3 separate regions of the Mus musculus genome follow, and all the other regions are linked to region 1. Evidence: chromatin loops called from intact Hi-C (ENCODE). Cell type or tissue: left cerebral cortex. All regions are shown on one strand.

The links. Hi-C counts contacts between places; a loop is a spot of excess contacts. Peaks named below come from ENCODE experiments on the same cell type or tissue, not always from the same donor. Only the 100,000 strongest peaks of a DNase experiment are listed, where the experiment ranks them.
Region 2: a loop joins it to region 1, with 5 times the contacts of the local background. A loop is called at or near these places in 4 of 42 quality-filtered maps.
Region 3: it touches region 1 in a loop (4-fold over the local background); 3 of 42 quality-filtered maps call a loop at or near these places.

Annotation. Positions count from the first base shown.
Region 1 is chr14:16,195,798-16,203,797 of GRCm38, reverse strand. No RefSeq gene overlaps it. Among named protein-coding and RNA genes, the nearest start is that of Oxsm, 44 kb to the left of the region's middle. In left cerebral cortex, a CTCF peak has its summit at 7,080 (motif pointing right); DNase peaks (open chromatin) are centred at 2,631, 3,203 and 7,079.
Region 2 is chr14:16,376,511-16,384,510 of GRCm38, reverse strand. Top2b (topoisomerase (DNA) II beta) reads right to left here. Exons shown (of 36, transcript NM_009409.2): 2 at 1,294-1,449; 3 at 1-54. Among named protein-coding and RNA genes, the nearest start is that of Top2b, 15 kb to the right of the region's middle. In left cerebral cortex, a CTCF peak has its summit at 4,110; a DNase peak (open chromatin) is centred at 4,113.
Region 3 is chr14:14,478,370-14,486,369 of GRCm38, reverse strand. No RefSeq gene overlaps it. Among named protein-coding and RNA genes, the nearest start is that of Il3ra, 140 kb to the right of the region's middle. In left cerebral cortex, a CTCF peak has its summit at 4,340 (motif pointing left); a DNase peak (open chromatin) is centred at 4,333.

The DNA of each region.
Region 1 (8,000 bases):
GACACCGTGCATCATTATGACAGTCAGAGGATAAGACAAGCAGCATCTACCAGATAATTTCTGCATCTGCTTCTTGACTTAGTCTTTTGGATTTATCTTCACTTTGATTTTATGTCTGAAAGCATTAGTAATAATAAACAAAATGAGTAACTAGGTTTTCATTTTACAGGCATCACATAAAAATTTTAAGTTACCGAGAAGAGAGGACACTAAAGAATTTTTTTTTTTTTTACTGTTTTATGTTTTGAGATGTGAGGTATGTGAACGTACTTATAAGTCATCTGGGATGACTGCCAGTTTACTTGTACTCATACCAGACTCTTCAGCCCTTCCAAACACTGTGTGCATGAGTTTCTGACTTTGATAAAATTATTCTCCCTGACTTTAGGGTCATGGGGCTGAATCTTGTTTTCAGTAGCTACTAAAACTCTTCCTTACCAGTTCCTAGTTTTTCTGTTGTCTCTGACCACATTATTCTGGCCCTACAGCCATGGATCCATATTAACATTTACATAAAACAATAGAAGTTTGGTTCGCTTTAGACTTTAAGATAATCTTCGATCTTAAAATGAGACAATTAGTGTCTATAAATTAAACACGACTGAATTATTTGACACAATTTTTCTTTAAATTTACAACTAATTCCCAACCTTGTAGAGTGATTGGCACTAATGTTTTCTATCCATATCTCCCCTTGAGAGAACAAAATAGATTCTAAGAACAAATAGATTCAGAAGTATTTGAAGACATGAACCCATCTACCCCTTAATTCCCAGGAGTTGCTCTGCAGTTTGAAGCAAGTGCAAGTCCGTTGTCCCTGCGTGCACGAGGTCTAAGCTGTATAGAGTTTGTAACATAGCAGCTGTTTAAGGAGAATCTTGTATCACACAGTACTAGAAGGACTTAAAGTGCAGATGGAAAGGAGGAACCTAGGTGCAAATCCCCTAGTGCACTGAGTGCACTGAGAGGAAACCATAGCTAGAGGGAACGCCAGAATCCCCCAGGGGTAAACATAGCTGCTTAGAGACTCAAAAGAACCCTGGTGGTACCAGACATTTCAATCAGCACAAACCTAATGTACAGATCTACTGGGAAGGTTCAGTGGCCAGCAAGAGCTCACCAGTGAACTGGTGGACATATGTGACTGTGTTAGTGTACATGTGTGTATATATCTGTATATGTACATGTGTGCATGTATGCACATGTGCACATATATAGAGAGATATATGTATGTGTACATGTGGATATATTTATGTCTGTATGCATTACATCATTTGGCTAAGAGTTCCAGGACAGCCAGGGCTATACAGAGAAACCCTGTCTCAAAAACCAAAACCAACCAACCAACCAACCAACCAAACAAACAAACAAACGTAGAAGACTAGTGTATAGTCAGGCAGGGACCATGCCTTTGATCTAGCATTTTCGAGGTAGAGGCAGGCAGTAATCTATACAGAAAGTTCTTGACCACCTGCAGTTACACAGGGAAACAGTCTCTTAAAAGAAATTAAAAAAGGAAAGGAGGGAAATCAAAGAAGAAAGGAAGGAAGGAAAAGAAAAAAAGAGAAATCAAGCAAGCAAGCAAACAGGAAAATAAATGTGTACAAAATCGAAGGTTATTTAAGGTATTTACTGTTAGTTGATTTTATGTTGATTTAAGAAAACATCTGAGACTCTAATTTTAAAGAAATATAGGTTTGTTTTAGGTGTGGTCCGGGAGGTTGGGTCTTTTATGACCAGGGACCACATCCCACATCCCACGTAGCCAGGAACATATGCTGCTTTGTGATAATGGAAAACCAAGAGGGTGAGTGTGTGCCTGGAGAGATGGTGAGAACAAGAGGAGATACCAAGCATCCAGCAGCAACTTCCCCTTCTAGCAGAATGCATAAGTTTACTCGTGAAGGCTCCCTCTGATGACCCATATAACCTTCCTCTGGCTCAGCTCCTAACACTCTTGAACTGATAATCAAGTGTCAACATGAGGCTGACCGTGGGATTCAGTAGTGATGCATATGCTTGGCATGTGCAAGGTCCTGAGTTCAATTGCTGATGCCCCCAGTAACTTTTCAAAATGAGTTCCAGAGGGGACAAGTCCTATTCACATTAGAGCAGGTGAATAATAACTATTTAAGAGAGACATAAAATCAGATATGCTAAGTATAAAATGATTAGTACATTCAAATTGGCTAGGCTAATTAAATAATTGAGTCTGACTACCTATAATTTTCTCAATTGCGTATTTATTCTTTTTATATCAATTGTGGCAGTGCAGCTATCAAAGATATTCATTTAGTCCCCGTGTCACAGTGTACTTTCTATACAACCCAGGCAGCTGCCACAGTTTACTGTAAAGAAAGATCTGGTCAGTGTGATTGCTCTGAGCCTGACAGCTTCTTCTGCCATAAGACGTGATTTGAATAGAAAGCCTTTGCTCAGAAACAATGAAGTTTAGCCTCATCAGTTAATCAAGAAGTGTGAGGCTGGGAGATGTGATTTCATCACGTGGAGAATGCCTGGTGCCCAATGGCACCTGCTTGCCAAATGTGGTCTTCCAGTAAAATTGTTCAATATGCCACCAGCTGGGATCTATGCAAACACTCCTGGATGTGTGCCAGGAGAGAGTGGGGGAGGGAGGGTCCAGCTGCCAGGGCTGCCCAACACAGGATTGAAAGGATCAAAACTGGAAGTGCTGCTTCCAGATAGCAGACCTCCGGGTTCAGCCAATTATGTAAATGCTGGGCAGCCAATTATGTAAATGAACGTGAAGCAGGGTTTATACTGTGCACTTTCAGACGAAGTCCCGGCTCTTATAAAGCCCACCCTGTGTCTAGACTACTTCAACTTTTAAGCTTCCTTTCCAGTTTTTGTTTTATTTTTCCCAACTTTTGGAGAAAAGCACTGTAAATACAGAAAGCAAGACCTTTCTCTGATGAATAACTCTCACAAAGACGCAAAGCCAGCAGAAACAACAGGATTTTAATCACTCGCTGTGCTATGCTTTAAAGCTCAGCAGGTATGAATTCTCCAGAGCTGGTTCAATAGATTTTTTTTAAACAAAGAAATGCCATGCATAATATTTTCTCTTTTGATTCCACAAAGCCAAACCAAACCACAGGATATTATGGATATGAACATTACATGGGGTTGCAAGAAGATCCCTCGGGTATTTGTGTTCACAAACTATCCTGAAGCCTTTTATGGCAGATGAGGAAAATAGATTGTAGAGAAGGGCATTTACTAAAAATAAAAACAGTTCTGAGCTCAGTCCTCAGGAATGGTTGGTGACAGAAAGTAGGTGGCTCTAGGGGACTAGACTTCCTGTGCAGATCCAGAGAGATCTGAAGTTCTGAGGAGAGACCCTCTACCCTAGATGCTGCAGCTACCCTACCCGGCAACTGTCAGGAGGAATCAGTGGGGGTCAAACGTACCAGCCCATGCTTTTGTCTCAGAAAGAGCTGCTGGTTGAAAACCTCAATTAGGGTTGGATGGAAAGACAGCTTAGCGGTTAAGACTGTCTGCCCCTTCAGCAGAGGACCTGAGTTCTATTCCCAGCATACACCCAAACTAATTTTGTTTCTTCTGTAGTGAAATAATTTTCCTCCCTTAAAAGATCCCTAGAAGACATATCTTGTGTATATCCTTAAAGTGGCTTCAGCCACAATAGTATGAGGGGCATGAAAGGACAAAATATAGTAGTTTCATTTTGGGAGTTCTGATACATAATCATCCAGTTATCACAGAGTTCTATACGGTATCTGCTATTCCCAGTTTAAAAAAAAAGGTTGCTTATTTTCTACTAAAAAGTTAGTGAAAACTCTCTCTCTCTCTCTCTCTCTCTCTCTCTCTCTCTCTCTCTCCTTTTGGTAATTTTGAGCCAGGGTCTCTGTATACAGATTTGGTGGTCCTGGAACTCACTATGTAAGTCAGACTGGCTTCAAATGAACAGACATCCTCTTGTCTCTCTGCCTTCTAAATGTTGGGATTAACAGCATATACAACCACATCTGGCTCCAGTTTCTTGAATTATCCTTTCAGAAAAAAATTATCAGAAGAATTTTACTTGAATACATTAATATTTAAGGCATTTAAAAGGTTAATTATAACTATAAGAAGTTATTAATAGATACATAATATTTAAAAAGTAAACTTATTTTAGGAACATTTGGAGTGAATAAAAAGACAAAATTTTGGATGCAATTGGCAGAGATTATTATGACTATAAAATACTTTATGTAAGCCTCATGATAAAAATAAAAACCTACATAATGTAAAGAGGCATGAATAAAAGCAAACCTTAATAAAGGAGCAATAAGAGAGAATGCCAGGTGTGGTACCTCACACTGGCAAAGAAATACTTGAAAAGCTGAGATAGGAAAATTACCATGAGTTAGAAGCCATAGGGCAACATAGTGAGTAGCAGGCCAGCCTGCATTACAGAGTAAGTAAGACCTTGTCTCGGCTGAGAAGGAAGAGACAGGAACAATTACCAATATGGCAATAGTACTTCTGTAATGTGGAGGTTTGATTGAGAAATGTCCTCATGTGCTCATGCACTTTAATTCTTGGTCCCCGGCTGGTGGAACTTTTTAGGAGGGCTTTAGAAAGAGGAGTGTTTCTAGACGGTTCTATGCAAGCTGCTGGAGGAGAACAGGCAACAATACTTTGACCCAGCTGTAAACATTCTAAACTACAAGACCACCTAGCCAGGCAAGATATGCCTTTTTGTGCAATAGTGGCACATGGTGATACCTAACTGGTCTCTGGAATGGAGGCCCATTCCACAAGGGAATACATGTTTAGTATGGTCAAAATATGTAGCTGAGGAAGTCGTAGGCCTAGAGGAAACACAATGCTATTGCTTAGCCAGGCAATACATACATAGAGTTAAACTGCTTTCTAAATACTTGTTTATATATAAATTATACATTTATAGACATGTTACTCCTAGACTTAGCCAGATAAGTTTCTCCTCCCAGTGAAGGGCTGTGAATACAGAGAATCATGGTTGTACAAAGTATTGAAAATGAGAGATGAGTGAGTGAGTGTCTAGCCCTAAATAAGACATTCATAATCACCCCCCCCCAAAGCTCAGAGACACCATGGAAGAAGGAGAGAATGGATGTATGAGTCAGATGGTAGGAAGAAGAGCTATAGATTTTCATCTTCTGAGTAACCATTGCAATGTTAAATTCATAGCAACTACATATACTTATACTGGATCTGCATAATTATGGGCCAGCATGGATGGAGGAGTGGCTCAGAATAGGGGGTGAGGTAACCATCATGACAACTCTTTCCTGTTTATAGATTCAGTGAGGAGAGGCTCATTACATTAAGTTGTGGACCCACTGGTGACCCTCTTGGGCATCATGGAGAGTTCTAATCCAATAGTCACACAGATGGCCCTAGTAAAACTAAACGGGTTATGAAACAAACCCAAAAGTCATGAATTTGGGTAAGGGACTAGTGGAGTGGGTGGAGTGGAAACTTCTGTATCCAAAGGTCTAGGCCTATGAGTGAATTCTCATATTCATAAGCTTTTGTTGTATAAACCCTGTTCACGGATTTAAAACTATTGGTTGAATAATGGTCAGTGAAAGCCAATTGCTGGAGAGATTAGAGGCAGGTGGGATTGGTTAGGAGTGGAGAAGACAGAGGAAAAAGAAGAGAGACCAGCAGAAGAAGGAGGAAGAATAATAAGAGAAAAGAGAGCTGTCATGAGAAGAGATTGACCATGAGAACATGGCCAGGAGAAACAGCAAGTATCTGAAGTATACTGCTGGGGAGGTAGCTGGGACAGCAGTTAGAAAAGTAGACTAGGAGTTATCCCAGTAATTGTTAAAGTTAAATAAAACAACCACAGTCTGAGTTTCATTCATTTGTAAGCTAGTTGGAGATAAGTTTTAAAAAGTTGTACTACATTCATGCTTAAGGGGCATGAGCCAGGCAAAGAAAGACAAACTGTTTGATCACACAGAAATGCAGAATATAGAAAATGAGAGAGGGGGAAGGGTGAGAGAGAGATGGAGGGAGGGAAGGAGTGAAGAAGAAGAAGAGGGAGAGGGAAAGAGGGAGAGAGAGAGAGAAAGAGGGAGAGGAGGAAGAGGAAGAAGAGGGTTGTAGAGTGGAGAGATTTATCAAGGTCCAAAGCTTGTTATAAGTGTGTTCCTGAACACGTATGTGCTGCACAGTTAACAGAGGTAACAACAGCACATGGTGTTCTTAAGAGTGTTAGCCTTTTAAATTATAATTTGTTATTTATATGTTTCTGTGTGGGTTTATGTGTGTCAATCAAGAAGTGGGTGCCAGATCGCAGTTGTGAAGTGGCCAACCTGAGAATTAGAAACTGAACTTGCGGGGCTAGAGAGATGGCTCAGTGGTTAAGAGCACTGATGGCTTTTCCTGAGGTTCTGAATTCAGTTCCCAGTAACTATAATATGGTGGCTCGTAACCATCTTTAATACGATTTGATGCCCTCTTCTGGTATGTCTGAAGACATCTACAGTGTACTCATATACGTAAGATAAATGAATAAATCTTAGAAAGGAAGAAAGAAAGAAAGAAAGAAAGAAAGAGAAAAAGAAAGAAAGAAAGAAAGAAAGAAAGAAAGAAAGAAAGAAAGAAAGAAAGAAAGAAAGAAACTGAACCTGGATTCTTTGTAAAAGCAGCAAATACTCTTCTTAACTGCTGAGCTGTCTCTCCAGCTCCAGAACTGTCAATTTTAAGGTTTATTGTCATATACAAGGGTCTCTATGAGAGATATTAGCATATGGATATGCTAACTACCTTGATTGCAGTAATCATTTCATAATATATACAGTGGTCAAAATGTTATGCTGTAAAGTTTAGATACACGCACTTTTAAATTCGTAAATAATATTGGCGGCACATGCTTTTAATTCCAGCAATTGGGAGGTAGAGGCAGGTGGATCTCAGTGTTGGTGACCAGTCTGCTCCACAGAGAGAGTTCCAGGCCAGCCAGGACCACATAGAAAAACCCTATCTTGAAAACAAAACAAAACAAAACAAAAAATCTTATGAACACTAAAGTAAAATAAATCCAAACGGCCACATGATGGAGCCAAAGCCTTGATGGTTAATAGGCCTTTCACTTAAACTGAACTAGTTTATTTTTAAAAATGTTTGAGTAAATGTTTCTTTGTCACGTTTTCAACATAACACTTTGTTTCTAACAATGTTTTTATGTCACAAGGTAGACCTGATTTGTCCTTATTCTTTCAAACTTGAAAAACTGTAATTTTTAAACCCCGTGTAGCATAGGCGTGGTGTGGTGCAAAAGGCACAATCATGTTTACTTATTAAGGACAAGACCAGCAGAATCCATGAAAAATGGAAATTCCATTCCTCAAAAAATTTCCCTATGGTGTCTCTCCAGCAAGAGACATTCACAAGTAGAAAGCTACTTGTGCCCTGCTTGAACAACACCCTCTATGTTTGCTGATACAGCTACTGAAAAGAGCCAATGAAAACCTGAAGACTCACTGGCTAAACTCTTTCATTTTACTCTCCAAATGAAACTGAGTTCTGGAGAAAAGCAGGACATGGATTGCAAGTTAGTGGGTACTAGAGATGTAATGTTTTGCTTTGCAGTTCTTGTAGACTTTAGCACGGACACTTGTTCAACAAATGTTCTCTAGTTTTTACTAGGCTTAGGACTGTGAATGCAGGTCTGGGAAATGAATTTTAAAGCAAAAACTGCCACCTTCTGGAACTGCAAATGCCACCAGCACTCACGGGTATCAGGGGCACAGAGCACAAAAACTCATGTGCTATGGAGGTCGAGAGTCATGAGTGTCGTTAGTTTTAAGAAGCATATTGTTTGTTTTAGAATATTTTGACTTTCCTTAAACATTATCCTTTTCTATAAGAAGAAATAAAGGGGAAGCAATATGTTTTCATTCTGGAGTTTTTTATATCAGCCCTCTAAGTTGGAGATCTGATTTTGGTAACCTTCAGTATTGGAGTGTTGATAAAAG
Region 2 (8,000 bases), 180 kb before region 1:
AAAGGTGACCTCCCTGCAGTTCATCCCTACATCTTCATCATACACCCACATTAGCTGTGTCAGGAGAATGATTCAAAACAGTTTTATTACACCACAAATTCTTAACTCCAAGTTTATATACCATAAACCCACACACTCAACAAGTTACGTTGATACACATCTATAATCTCAACACTCAGAGAAAGCTGAGGAAAGACAACTACCACAATTTGATGCTAATCTGGGCTACATGCAAATCAATGCTAGTCAGAACTACAAAGTAAAACCCAGTCTCAAAAACAAAACAAAACAACAACAACAAAAAAAAAACCAGTAAAACAAAACAAAATCAAATACAAACAAAGAAAACTAAAAATCCATATTGTCAGTTACTCTATTTAAAACAGGCATTCAAAGTAAACCTGAAGTCAAGTCCTGTAGTCTCACAATAAACTTAAATAACTAAAATTGAAAAGTTGTTCAAGTTGCATTGCTTGTATTTTATTCACATGTAGGTCAGCTGTAATATAAGTCTGTAACTCAGTAACAGTTTGTGCTGAGCCAAGTATAAGGCGCTGGGCTCAATCCCCAGTGTCCAACAAAACACCTCTAACTTCAGTTTCTCTGCTCGTTTCATAAAGAGTTAAGAGTCCTAATTCTAACCATTCTACAGCAGATGGGAACCCCAAATCAAATTCTTAAGGCCTAGAAATTTCTGTTCTCTGTCAACAACTATGGATCCCTAGAAATAATACCTACATAATGTTTAAAATAATGAAGAACATTTATTTACTTTCTACTTTCACTTCAAAATTTATCTATATTCTATAGAAAAATATAGCAGAGTAAAACAATAAAAGTCTAACTTTGGACTTCCCAAAAATGTTAAATCAAGCAGAATAATATATGTAAGCCAAAGCCACAGTAAACATAAATAAATCAGCTCTAGAAGGTATCACTATTGAAGTAAACCACAGCACACACTATGTTAAACTTTTAACCAATTCTTATGGCACCATTTTATTCTACACTTTTATATTCTGATGTCCTTATCTCCATAAGCAATGAACAGATTTCCAGTTCTCCTAGGTCTCTCTCAGGGTTCATCTTGGTTAGGTTTGTTTGGTTTTCTTGTTTGTGAGTTTCAGGCCCAGAGTCTCGCGCATTGTCTTAGCTCCTCTGTCCTTCTTAATCATGATCATAAACAGACATAAAGTCGCAGACTTACAAACTACATAACCATGCCTTTATTAAAATATTTAAAAAGAAGATATGCATATCCTCTAATCTCAATCAATTTTAGCAAGTAATTACCTGTGTCAGTGGCTCCACTGATCCAATGTATGTATCAGGACGAAGGAGAATGTGCTCCAGTTGGGTCTTCTTCTGGTACACTCTCTCAACAGACAACTTCTTAGTAGAGTCATTTTTGTTTGCTGTCTCCAACTCTTCCTTTTTTGTAGCATTGTTCTGTTAGAAAAATCATCTAAATTAAATTTAAATATCCTAAACCAAGGGGCAAACAAAAATGTATATGGAGACATGACCTGGGATCCATCTTTCAGTCTTACTAATGTTACCTATCACTAGCACTTAGACAACCTTATACTGATCAGAATTAGTAGAGCAGGTCCCAGCTCTCTAAGATATCAAGGTAATGTTTTGTGTTCCCCAAAACTTCCCAAAGGATTCACGTTGCTGTCAGGTTACAGAATCAGAATAAAAACTGAATGGCTCTGAGGGTCACACAAAATAGTCGATGTAGTTAATAAATACAATATGGCCAAGATTATCATGGTTAGAAAGTGCTCAGGTTGCTCATCTTAGTAGATCATGCCAGTTTCAGTTGAGGTTGACCTAATACTAAAGCATCTATAGATTCATTCCTCTGCCAGTTCCAATGATATAGAGCTAAGTAATGGTAACTATTTCTACAACATCTGAGAACCAAACCAAACTTCTAAGTCTAAAGACTCCCCCTTTTCTTCACAGCAACAGAGCATTTCCTTCTTAGATTAGTCAGCTTTGGGGAATGCTGACTAATATGGCATCTTATTAATAAAGGAAATTAGGATGGCCTATTTTCAGTTTCTTAATATAAACATAATATCATGTCATAAATTAAATCTTTAAAATGTCACTATATATGTTGCAAAATAAAAATCTATGCCTTTTGAGTAATCTAAACAAACATACCAAAATAGGACTTGTAACAGAAAAACCTTAGGGAATTCAAATATTAACTGTAATTTCTTAAGGTCATGAATTTATTTATATATATATATATAGGCACTTAATAATGTTTAAAATACTAATTTTACTGAATTTTGCTATAGTCATATTTTCTTTCATTTATATACTTATCTATTAATAGTGCTAATTCACTTAAAAATAGCTTTGTACAAAAGAAAATAATTCCATAAGGTTTCCATACTCTATTTCTGTCAAGAGTTTGATGATAAACTAAATGGCCAAAAAGATGAACTATTACAATGGTTTTTTTGTTTGTTTGTTTGTTTGGTTTTTGTTTTTTTTGGGGGGGGGTTGTTTTTTTGGTTTTTTTTTTTTTTTTTTTTTTGGTTTTTGAGACATGGTTTCTCTGTATAGCCCTGGCTGTCCTGGAACTCACTTTGTATACCAGGCTGACCTTGAACTCAGAAATCTGCCTGCCTCTGCCTCTGCCTCCCCAGTGTTAGAATTAAAGGCGTGCACTACCACGCCCGGCTTACGATGTTTATAGCAATAAACTATTTGTAAAATGCATACTGTGATGGGATTGTCAATCTAATGAAATGTAGAATAACCTAGAAGACAAAATTTGTGGATGTATCTGTGAGGATGTTTCAAGAACAGTTTAACAAAAATGGAAAAAAGCTACCCTGACTGTGAGCAGCTTATGTAAAGTAAATACACTAGGAGAAAACAAGGACATCACCAGCACTATGCTTCCTGAATGCACATGTAATATGATCAATCAGCTTGCAGTATGGCCTGGTCCCACAGTTAGAGCCACTCTCACACCTGTCTTCCCCTCTGAACTGCCCAGAGTTACCCCCATTTTGTCCTGGATTTAACTAACATCTCCCAACTGGGAACATTTTCATGTAGCTGCAGCTACCATTTTGGTGGTCCATTGTTTACAAGGTAATTATTGTCTGTTGTAATCAAATGAACTGGACCCTCCACTCTAATCTCTGTCCTCTTCAAGCTTTGTTCTCAGGTATTTTATCACAGCAAAGAGAGAAGTAATAACCTATACAGGTCCTCAGAATAGTTAGCACAAAGATCATAATCACTAAAATCATTCTCTAATTACTTTAAAATGTGAGACATATTAATTCAAAGGAAGGTAATTTTCTATCAATAACTTAGAAAGGCGTCTCAATGCATGTGACTATTGGCATAAAGGTTGCAAACCTATAACAAGCACATAGGGAAAAAAAACTTTCTCATCAAGTTTATAACTCTAAAACATACATCAAAATGAAAATATTTTCAATATTAAGTCAACCTGAAGTCAGTGTCTACATAATTTAGATTTTGAAATTTGCCTTAGGAGTTTTTGCTAAACTGCACTGATAACTGGAGATGGACAGCATCTCAAAACATTTTCAACAAGTTAACCACATTCCTGCACCTTCTTAACAAATGGTTGCCACCACCACCACCCTACCTTCTATCTACTCCCAAATGGATATAAGAGAAAAAGAGGTGAGAATCTAACCTATCAAGTTCAAAGAATTAAACCTTAAAAATCAGAACACATAGTTTAATGTCAACAAGACTGAAGTTTAGGAAACCCCAAACCCCCTTCCCTACTGAAACACAGACTAAACTGTAATAAATGAATCACTCGTCCTTGTAAGAAATCCAGAGACTGCTTAAGAGGTCCTGTCTCTTGAGTGAAAAATACAAAACCACATCCACGCCCAGGAGCCCTCTCTGCAAGGCAGGACGGGAGGAAATGCAACTTCTTTCCCAGAGTTTTCCCTTCAAAGGGAAAGTAGAAGTGCTACCACAGGGACTGTTTGCTGTCTTTCTTGAATCTAGCACTGGCAACAGTAGCTGAACTGAGAACAAAGGAAATCAAAATGATTTAGTCCAGCACCCAGAGTCTGTAGTTCTAAGGATAGACATTAGGTGGAGCTCTAGTACCATGGCTTATTACAGTGTGTGTGAGAGGACACAGTAGGGCAGAGGAGTTGCCCAGACTGTTCCCTAAATAAAGATACAGACAATGCTCTTCCATGAACAAGCCCAGAGACGCTACACCCCTAGAAATGGCTTGCAAAGTCTCGTGACTCTCTGAATGGACTAACTAGCTGCAGAAACCACCCAGACTAGAACCAGACTGTTAAGAAGAGCTAACCCTGAGAGAAAGCAACACAAATAAATAAAAGGGGAAGCACACACACACACACACACACACACACACACACACACACACACAAAACCTTCCAAGGGATAGACTTAAATCTCCATGGGCTGTGGGTGCTCCCATCTGTAATCCTAGAACTTGAGAAATTAAGGCAGAAGGACTGCTATAAATAAAGTTTAGACTAGGCTTAGAGAAGATGTTGAGGGGAGGGGAGAAGAGTGGAGGGAAAGGAGGGGAGGGGACAGGAGAAGACAGGAGAGAAAGAGAAAAGGAAAAAATAATGGTAACAAGAAGATAAAGGAAAGGGAGAGATGGAGGTAAGAAGCAGCTCAGGGAACTGTCCAGATACACAACAAAACCAGAAAATCAGCAAAATAGTAAACAAAATGAGATAAACAGAAAATAAATGAAAAGACTCAAACATTGTTACTAAAACTGAAGAATAACTTAAAATATATGAAGACTCAACTTGGCCAATCACAAGAAAAAATAGTAACTATGAAGAAAGAAATGACAATGACAAAGGAACCACCAAAGAAAGAATTAAGAAAAATTAAAAGAACTTGACTCACAGGCTATCATCAGTCAAACAGAATGTTACACAATGTCTAAAGGAGAAGATAAAAATAGGAAGAACTTTCCAAATATGAGGAGAGAAATTGACAAATTTAAGAAGTTCACAGTCAAGCAAGCACAAACCTAAGGAACCTGTACTAAGATACATAATCAAACTGCCAACGCCATGGATAAGCCATAGGCCCATCCAGGGGGCAATGAGTTCAATTCCCAATCTCATAAAAAAAAAAGTCACGAGGGAGAGAATCCTGACAGCAATACAAGAAAACAATTCTCATATACTAAGGAGTTCTATTAGTTTCCCATCAGTTACTGCACAGATACAGACTAAAACGTTTTTTGTAAACTATTTAAGAATCAAAGAAGAAATCATAAAATAACTTAGGAAATATATGGGGATAAATAAAAGCAAAAAAAAAAAAAAAAGACGTCAAAACTTACAGGATCAAGACAAAGTGGTACCACATTTAAATTTTTAAAATGAAGATGCTGAACCAATAGCATACATTAAGAAACTATGCATAGAACTAAATCTAAAATTAATAGACAGGAGTCTATTAAGATTCAAGTCCCTCAGCCTTACTGTTGCCTCCCTTACAGAAGTTCCTTTGGCATGAGAATAAATTGGAAAAGAGAATGCTTACTAAAAAAAAAAAAAAAAAAGAGTCATCAAATAATATACACTATATACAATTAATACACTGCCTAAAATTCCAGAGGAGAAAGATCAACCAAAGGCCAAGTAACTAGTCATGTAGAGTGTACACATGATGGCTGTAGGAGCAGAAATGAGGAATGCCAGTGACTGAAGTGTTCATACAAGTAGTTAGACTGTATGCTACCTATCATACTTTATCTAGGACTTCATTACCATCTAATCACCAAGACCACTTCTGAGAGACTTGCCTCATTTGTAACCAAAATGGTCCCTGTTCGTTCTACCTGGACCTGAGGCAACTTAAACTAGGTTTGTCCTCAGTTGCAGCCAAGTGTAACATATGTACAATAAATCATGTCATTTTGACATCTCAGAGGAAAGATTTTTTTTAGATGCTTAAAGTCAATGAAAGCAAGAGTTGTGGTTTTTTGTTTTTTAAAATCAACAAAATACACAAATGTTTTTTATGGTTTAAGTGTGCAATTATCTCACACAGGCTCATGTTTCAAATGACAGTTCTCAAGCTACTAGTATTATATTGGGAGGATGTAGAACCTTGAGGAGGTGGGTACTAGCCTGCATAAACAGGTCAGTAGAAGCAGGCCACTAAAGGCTACACTTATTGGTACTAACCTCAGCCCTGAGAATGATTCTGTCACATACTCTGTGCGCCTCCCTGCTATAAAAGACTGAAATTTCTTAAAACCGTGAACCAAAGTAAATCTCCTCCGTGAAGCCGTTTCTGTCAGGTATTTTGGTCACAGCAATGCAAAAGTAACTCACTCTGAAACTGGAACCAGAGAAGCACAGTCACTGCTGTGTTTAAACCTGAATCTGGCTTAGTCTTGTTGAGCTGATTTATGGGAGCAAATTGCAAGAGGTTTGCTATGTAAACTAGAGAAATCCCAAAATGCTATAAGCAGAGCTTAATGGATACTTCAAGTAGAAGTTCAAAAAGATCAGAATGATAATAGAAAAGTAGACAGTGAAGTCTGAAACCAAAGTTTCAGGTGCAAACAAGGACTCTGTTGGAAATTGTAACCATTCCTGTTACAACTGGCAAAGAATTTCTGCATATTTTGCAGCATCCTGGTGTTGTAGACTGCTGCTTGTTTGTTATGCTCCCTCAGGAGTGCCCATATTCAGGTGTAGTCAGGTGAAATCTTAATTAGTCAGATAAGGCTTGAGCCTGTAATTGGGCAGTGGAAGGGAAGGTGGAGCTGAAAGTTTTAGAGAGGGGACAGAGAGACAGAGAGGAGGAAGATGGAGACAAGATGGAACCTAAAGAAGATGAACCAGATCTAAGTGGCCTAAAGAGCCACAGATAGTAATGGATACCATAGCAGGACAACTGAGTGACATAGGGTACATTTGCCCCATCTACTAAGTGTGTAGCATGTATTTATATCAATTGAGTTTTGAGTTCTTTATGTGGGTATTTTGGGGTTTTAAGAGTTACTGTTATAAATCAGAATGATAAATTACAAGCCTCTAGGGTTTTCATTTACTGGATTACTGGGATTTGTGACAGCTAGCCACAGGGGATAGATGACTTGGAAATGGGAAATTCAAGGGGTTCAGAGGTAGGCTAGCCTCAGAAGCCTGGGAAAACCTCGGCTTGCAGCTCCCAATTGGGGAGGGGAGACTGTGAAGACGGCATTAGCATGGAATTTATTTTTTTAATAATTACACGCTACATTCTGAAAATCTGAAGGAGGCTTAATTTAATGGACTAATAATTTAGCAGAGCAATTTTCAAAAAGGCAGAAATATTTGGGATGTGGCATGGTTGTTGCTAGCAAATTAATATTAGCCAGCCTTTCAAAGGAGGAAAAAAATGTGATTTGTCCAGAAAAGGAGCATTAGCAAAACCAAGAGCTCATAAGAGTTAAGAAGAGAGATTAGAAGTGTTAAATGAAACTAAGCAATTTACACACCAGGACGATAACAATTGTTGGCAAAACTCTACCCATCAGCTGGGCGGTGGTGCATGCCTTTAGTCCCAGCACTTGGGAGGCAGAGACAGGCGGATTTCTGAGTTCGAGGCCAGCCTCATCTACAAAGTGAGTCCCAGGACAGCCAGGGCTATACAGAGAAACCCTGTCTCAAAAAACAAAACAAAACAAAAAAACAAAAACAAAAACAAACAAACAAAAAACTCCACCCATCACAGGCTCCAGCATGCTGTGCTTACTTGGGCCCTCTAGAAAGTGTTTCGCAGGCTTAGCTGTCTAGGAACTCAAAGGCCACTACAGCTGTGGTCCAAAATGGCCAAGCTACATCTAAAACTATGATTCTGTTTTTACAAATATTCAGAATGTAGGGGCTACAGAATCATAGAATATCCCATCAAGAATTTGAGAAACGCCTATAAAACAGCAAAGCCTGACAGAAGGTCACCTATAAGAG
Region 3 (8,000 bases), 1.7 Mb after region 1:
AAGCTCATATAAGCTCACAGAAACTGAAGCAGCAAGCACAGGGCCTGCACGGGTCTGCTCCAGGTCCTCTGTGTAGATATTTTAGCTTTCAGTTTATTATTTTTACGGGACTTCTGAGTGTGCAAATAAGTGGGTCTGTGATTCTTGTGCCTTCTCTTGGGTTCTTTTCTTTCTGTTGGCTTGCTTTTGTCTAACTTTGATGTTTTAATCTTACTATATCGTATCTTGTTATTCTTTGTTGTTATCCTTTAGAAGCCTGTTCTTTCTTTCTTTCTTTCTCTCTTTCTTTCTTTCTTTCTTTCTTTCTTTCTTTCTTTCTTTCTTTTTCTTTTTTAAATGAGAGACAGAAAGGGAGTGGATCCAGAATGGAGGGAAGATGGTGAAGAACTGGGAGTAGTAAAAGGAGGAGAGACTATAAACAAGAAATATTATATGATAAAACAATTCATTTTCAAAAAAGGGGAGAAATTTCACCCAACTAAAAAAAATTTTTATGGTGATGTCTGCCTGTAATTTCTGCTCCCTGGAGGGTGAGGAGGGGAATCCCAAAGGTCAAGTCCAGCCTGAGCTACAGAATGAGGCTCTGTATCAGCTAAAAGTAAAGAAACAGATACTAACAAAAAGGGGTAGGAATTTAGGTCAGAGTGAGTTTTACCCAGTATGCTTGTGTTTGATCCTCAATGTTGGAAAAATTATTATATATAATAGTAATTCAAGTAATGATTTCTAAAAGCTTTTTGGGGTAAGGGATTTCAGCAGTGGCTGATATCAGAAACAGAATCCAATGTGTCTCCTTTTGGTAGACAATCACAAGCAGTAATAGACTGGCTAGCCTTTCTGGGCATGTACAATGTGTGAGGCCACAGGATCTCTTTGTATATGAGCTTTACCCTACTCCCCCCACCCAACCCCATCTGTGGATTAGGTTGCCTCAACATTCTCACTGAGGTTTAGAGGAAATCAATTCTTACACTTCAGCATATTGTAGAAACTACATACAATTCATGATCTTCTTTCTGCCCTATACTTTGATCTTTGCGGTGCTTACTTTCTGTGAAATAAAGTATACCCAGAAAAACAGGTTTTCTTTACACTTAGCAGAAAACTTTTGGAAGGATGTCCCATGAGAGGAACAAATGTTACAGTCTTGCTTGTTTCCTCAGTAACCGAAGTTATGCAAGTATTCATAAGTGGCTTCAAGTGAAGTTTATAGATCACCTAAATTCCTACCTGTCAGTGTGTATCCCCTGCATATTGCTTTGCTTCATGCAGAATTCACTCCAAGAAAACTGTTTCTCCCAATAATTTTCATCTTTATACAGGAGCGGGTGTGGAACTGGGCATCAGAAAATAAGAGCTGAGTTCTGAAAAGCAGGGACTCTGAGCAAAGTACAATCTCAAGAATGACATGTACATTCAAATGACAGAAGTGCCCTGGTCCATAGCTTCTGTTGGCAAATGAGATAGAGTCATTCTCTATTGTTTTTGCTTTTAATTTCTGCTTCTTCAACCCTCTAGTTTTAGAGAAGAGAGCCATGCCTTTTATTCTACCTCAACTATTTCTGTTCTAACATTTACTTATGGAAAAAAAGCATGTGTTCTGATTCAGAGTTGAACATGCTGTATATCTTGGCAACTCAAAGCAGCTGACCCTGGGCATAGAACATTCTCAGCAGGAAGTATGGATGACTGCAACCTGTGCTCTGATTAATCTTTTCATTTTATACACCTGTGTACCTAAGCCCAGAAATGGTATTGATCATTTTTAATGTGGGTCTTTCCACTTCAATTAATTTAATCAATGCAATCCCTTATAGCCTAGTTCAGATGCTAAATAATCCCTGACAGGAGTGTCTGTAGGTTTGTCCCAGGTAACTTCAGATCCTCAGTTGACAACACAATGCATGCCCCTATAAGACACCTTAGGCTAGCAAATGAAAACTTCAGTGCCAGCAATGGGTTACCTCTTTTGGAGTTGTTGCATACCGAGGCTTCATAGACCCATAACTATTATAGGTGGTTGATAGTGCTAGGAATTGTCTTCCAGAACTTAACAGTAAGGCACCACATACTCAAGTCCTAGAACATGAAGAAATCAAGGCGGTACTGATATGAAACCTTCATCCCCACTGGTTAGCTTTTGTACAGTGCTGGCAGGTGCTATGCTCAATACTTGTGGTGGTTTGAATATGTTTGGCCCAGGTGTAGAGGAATGGTTCTGATGCTTTGATTTCATCAGGAACTGTATTTAATGATGCTTAAAGACCTTGCCCCCAATTGGTCTTTAATCTGTCAATAAAGATGCCAGCATTCAGTGGGTGGGTGGAAAGAAAGAGGTGGGACTTCCAGATTCCCACAAGCTAGGAGGAGGGGAGGGCAGGAAGAGGAGAATAGAGATTCTTGGGGGAGACTCAGAATTTTAGGGGAAATCTTCTGAAATGTAGGCAGAAAAGGAAAGCACCCCACAGAAGGACAGCCCAAAATCATCTTGGGCAGCAAGATTAATGGTCTTCACAGAAGGTAACCTAGCAACTAAGCTGAGGGAAGATTTAGAGGTGCTGAACTAGGAGGAAAGGAACCAAGCAACTAAGCTGAGGGTAGATTCAGACATGTTGAGCTAGGAGTAAAGGAAAGGGCACACTAGCTACTGTAGGCTTAGAAGAGCTCAGCCACTGAGCCAATAAGGCAGGTTAAAAATGAACTAATGTGTTTGTGTCTTTCATCCATGGATCCAAGAGAACCTAAAGCAGGGTAGTAAAAACTACATGCTAGGAGGTTCGGCCTTGTTGGAGTAAGTGTGGCCTTGTAGGAAGTGCCACTGTGGGAATGGGCTTTGAGACCTCCCTGCCTGGAAGGTTGTCTCTTCTTGGTTGCCTTCAGATCAGGATATAGAACTCCTAGCTCCTCCAGTATCATGTCTGCCTGCATGCTGCCATGCTTCCTGTCATGATGGTAATGGACTGAACCTCTGAAAGTGTAAGCCAGCCCCAATGTAATGTTTACCTTTATAAGAGTTGCCATGGTCATAGTGTCTTTTCACAGCAATGGACCCTCACTAAGACAATACTGGAGGAGAAAGTAATTATCAAATTTACCCAACTATGAATAATGTGAGCTGTAGTGATGATGGCAAGATGACCGCTGGTATAATAGTGGCATGAATATCATAGGAGTAACCAACTGTTAAGAACAAAACTAAAAACCATTTTGTGTAACTTAGAAACCATTTTTTTGTGTGTGTAACTTAAAAAGCCATGTTATGTGACTTGAAATACTCCGATGCCCAAGCTTACTACCAGGCTTCTCTGACAAGGCCTCAGAAGCAAGGCCTTGGTGGGCTACTGAGAATTTGGCTATGAACCTAGCCCATGACTGATATAATATGCTAATGAACTAACCCACAGGTAGTCTTGATGTACTAGTTTGTCACTGTGAGCTGTGAACCCTGATAGAGCTATGCTATTACCCATTGAAATGATAACAGAAATCGGAACTTTGGGAATGGTCTGTAGGATGATACTGCTATATTCTGAGACACTGTGTTGATACCCATCAGCAAGAAGACTAAAGACTGAGGCCCTGGCCTTAGTGACTGTTGAACTTCCAGTACTGTTGCTGGGCTCACACAGTCCTGCTTGTCAGAGATAGCTGCTGCCCAGGACTCTTGTGGATCTTCTGGATGTCCAACAGTGCCAGCCTCTGACCTGTCACAGCTGAAGGACTTCATGGCAGACATGGGTAGACCCTGCCAGCTTTTGAAGTATCTTTGCTAGAGAATATGCCCCAGTGGAACCCTGCAGCAGCATTTCTGTCCAAGCAAGTGCTCCCTGCTTGGTAAGATGTCTGTTTAACCTTTATACTTGCATAATTTTATCAGGAAAGTTTGTGTGAATAAACTGAATGTATTTGAAAGAAAGAAAGAAAAATCCTGTATGGACATCCTAATTTCTGAGAGCCTTATAGCTCATAGGCCACACTATCTGCACCAACTACTTTTTGATTGGATTTATATCCACCCCACAAAAATGAAATCCTTTATATATTGGAGAACCTGTGACTAGACTGGATAAAGACCACAGGAGATCATTCTGTTCAACCAATGTAATATCACACTGACTCGTAATGACTTACCATTATACCCATAGATTAATGCATCTCTCAGTTCTCATCTGAAAAGCCTCCATTTTCAGTAAATTGTGATTAACATAGACACCTACAACTTTCCAAAGTGTCATGTGTTTTGATTAGTTTAATTAATGTAACTCTTCAATGCAGTCAGCAAGAAGTCTCTCTCCTCTTTTAGACAGTCTAAAAGGGTGAATGGCTGCCACCTTGTGTTCAGAGTCACAAAAGCACCTGCAGCATTTGGAAGCAACACACATTCTTTTCTGTCTAGTCTAGTGACACATTTACTTTCCATTCCCAAGGCCAATCTATAACTGTTTGAATGAGATAAAAAAAAAACAGTAATATTTGTAGGAAAAACGTACACTCAATTAATGGATATCTTGGACTACAGCAGACTATGACCCATTTACATGTGCATCTTCTGACTTAATTAGTTTTATAAAATGTGATACTAAAACACCAAAAGTTCAGAGGAAGCTATGGGCAGCAGGATACCTTACAACCTTGAGGAATTTTGCTCTGTCTTATAAAGTAATGGAATTTTTAACAATAATAATTTGATTTAACTTTTAGTTCTAAGATATATATAATGGCTCTAGGTATGGTATATGTCTAGTAACTATTTGTGGTCCATTTTTAAAATCTAAATGAGCAAAACAAAATCATCTGACTTACAGGGTTTTGAGAGGATTGAATTGTAAAGTTTCCTTTGGTCACTATATGTACTATTTACAGATATTGATATCAGTGAAAAGAAATATATTAATAAAAATAAAGCCCATTCAGTCCTGAAAAGGCAGCTAGAGCATAAAAGCAAACAGCCTAGGGTAGGTTAGATCACTGGGCGTCATTGGGCTGACAAAACATTCTGTAAAGAATTGTCTCCTAAACACATTAAAATTCATAGGCCATTTCCATAATCCTAACTATTCCATGAAAGCTAGTAGATTTGTAAAACATAACAAAACAAAAATAATAGTTTAAAACTAATTGTTTACACTTTATATTTTAAACTTGAAGACTTGTTCTTGCAGCCATACACAAACAGCTTTTCTTTTGCCTGGTTATCACCCTGTCAAGACTCTAATGCCAGTACTGTAGGTGCTTGTGAATTGAGTGAAGTGGACTTTAAAGTCCTGACAGGCAGGACTGGTTTGGTAAAGAGTTTCTAAGGCTGCGAGTATGGATGAGCATCTTCCACCTCCTGCAGTCTGGATTTGTCACCACCTGCGGTCATTTGCTATTTCCAGTCTGCACATCTGTTGCTGCTTGAGGCCATTGCTCGTGGTGATGGCTAGAAGAAATCCCACAGATGTCCTCAGCACACACAAGGTCTTTACAATTAGTGACCAGTTTCCTTGTCTGATGGCCTCTGTGGGCCTAAGAGTGCTCTTAAACAAAATAAAAAGTCATCTTGCAGTTTGCAGCAAGACCATTTCTTGTGAGTGATTTGGGGTGTCGCCTCTCCTGAGTCAGAACGTGGGGGAGTGAGCCCTCATGTTGTGGGTCTTTCATTTCATGCATTGACCGGGAAACACGACCACCCCTCACACCCAAGAACTGACTTGGAGGCATGGGGATCCCCTCTGGAATGTATGCATGCCGGCCGGTGACGTGTGCTTATTGTGTTGGTTTGTTTGTCTGTGTCTTGTCCTTTGTTTCTGAAGCATGGCGCAGTCTGAGTTTGGATCCACCTGAGTTTGGTTTCTCTGGTGTTTGTAGATGATGGGGTTTTCTGAAACACACGCTTGGTATTTGCAGCTGTCCTTTCGGGCCATAAGGACCGCAGGACTGTGGTCACCACAGACTGCCACCCTGGGGGACGCCCTGGGAAGTAGGGAGAGCCAGGGACATCTGGTAATCTCCAGAGATCAGTCAGAGGGACCAAGTTCTGTTTATGAAGTGGAATCTTACCCTTCCAAAATCATCTAATTCTTTTGCCTGCTTGTGGAGCACGAGAAAGGGTCGCATGTGTCTGGATCTGTTGGTTTCTGTTTTGTGTGTTTTTGTGTATGTTTTTAGAGCTATGTGAATATCTGAGATGAGCTAGTATGGCTGAAGAAGCCCTGCTAGGAGCGAATTGTAAACACTGCTCTTAAAGGGATCAAGCCCTGCTAGGAGCTGATTGTAAACGCTGCTCTTAAAGGGACCAGCAGCTTCTCAAGTTCTATGGTAAAGGAACTGATGGCTGTTTTTCCTACAAAAATCTCTGTGCTTGTGATTATTAGATTCATCAGATGACAAGGTGCTCCGCTCTTGAAATTACAGCTAGAAAAATTAAGCTTTTTGTTTGGTTTAAATAAGCAAATGTATGCAGCCATTTCCTTTTCGTTTCTGAATGGTTTTAAAGGTATAAATGTTTTATATGTCTTGGTTATAGATTGTTGGCTCATAAGTTATTGGTTAGGATTAAAAATTTGTAACAGTATGCACAGTTTAAGAAATACTTACAGTTAATGCAAAGCTCAGAGCAGCCTCAGAGAGGCTTGTCCTTGTCCGGACCCAGGATCTTGCCTGGAGCCTGCTTCTTTTGTTCCACCCCAAGATTGGAGTTACTGCCTTGGCCTGCTTTCCTATTACAGCCTAAAGATTGAGGCTTGTTTCCTTGTCCTTGGCCAATGTCAGATTCCTGCCTAGTGGCATTCCATAGATCTCTCCTCAAAGCATTCCATAAAGAATACATCTAGTATATTTATAAACAGCACTTCTATGGGAGAGAAGTATATGTGACTAGATCACATGTTTGTTCTTTTGAGTTGCCTCCTACTTCAACACAGATAATCGAATAGTGTACTGTAGCCAGTGTTTTAAAATGTTAAAACATAAAGCTTTAATTTGTATATTAATAGTATATATATATATATATATATATATATATATATATGTATGGAGAGAGAGAGAGAGAGAGACAGAGAGAGAGTGTGTGCTCAGAGTTTACAATTGCTTCAAACTGTTCATCCTTCAGATACTATGAATTTGCAATTTTGCAATTGTTTATGCATATACAACTCATAAGAACACAAAAATAACTGGCCATATAACCTTGTTCTTTACATCATCAAAATAGTAATGGCTTAAGATAATACTTTAGTATTTAAAAAAATCTGTATGTCAAATTGTAAAAAATTGTTCTCAATGTCTTCAGTTTCTACCTGTTTTCACATAATGGTGTTAATTTTTGAGGACTTATACGTAATTATTTAAAATGGATACTCTTATTTCTGATTAAATAAATAATTAATTAAATAAAATATGCACATGTGACTATTTAATACCTTTTCAGGTTTTCTAGTTACAACTGCTCTACAAGAGAAACAACTGAAAGTCACTGTCTGTGTTAATTTTTTAAATAGACTTGGTGTTCCAAATCAGATTAAAACAGATATTAAAACTGACTATTACAGTCAAGTATTTGAGATGTTTTGTCAACAATTTAATAATTCTCAAAGACATGGTATTGTGGAACTTTAAAAACTCTATCTTCTTAAAAAACAAAGAAGGGGGGAATTATATCCCCATGCACATTATTTAAATCACATTTTTATTTTTAAAAATTTAAAATTTGGATGACAAAAAACTTACTAAATGCTCCATAGTATCCTAAAACTAGACAGAATTATGTCTAGGTGAGATGAAAAGGATCCACTTATTGACACATGGCATGAGCCTGTTCAGATATTTAATATGGGGGAAGGGGGCAATGTTTCTGTTTTTTTCCACAGAATGCTGCAGGAGCATGATAGCTTCCAGAATGATTCATGTGACAGGCTGACCTGTGAGTTCCTGAGTGCCCTGACAGTGGTGACAAGAAAGCTGTGTTGAGCACACAGGAAAAGAGGAATGGGGCAAGCAGCCACTTGCAAGTAAGATGA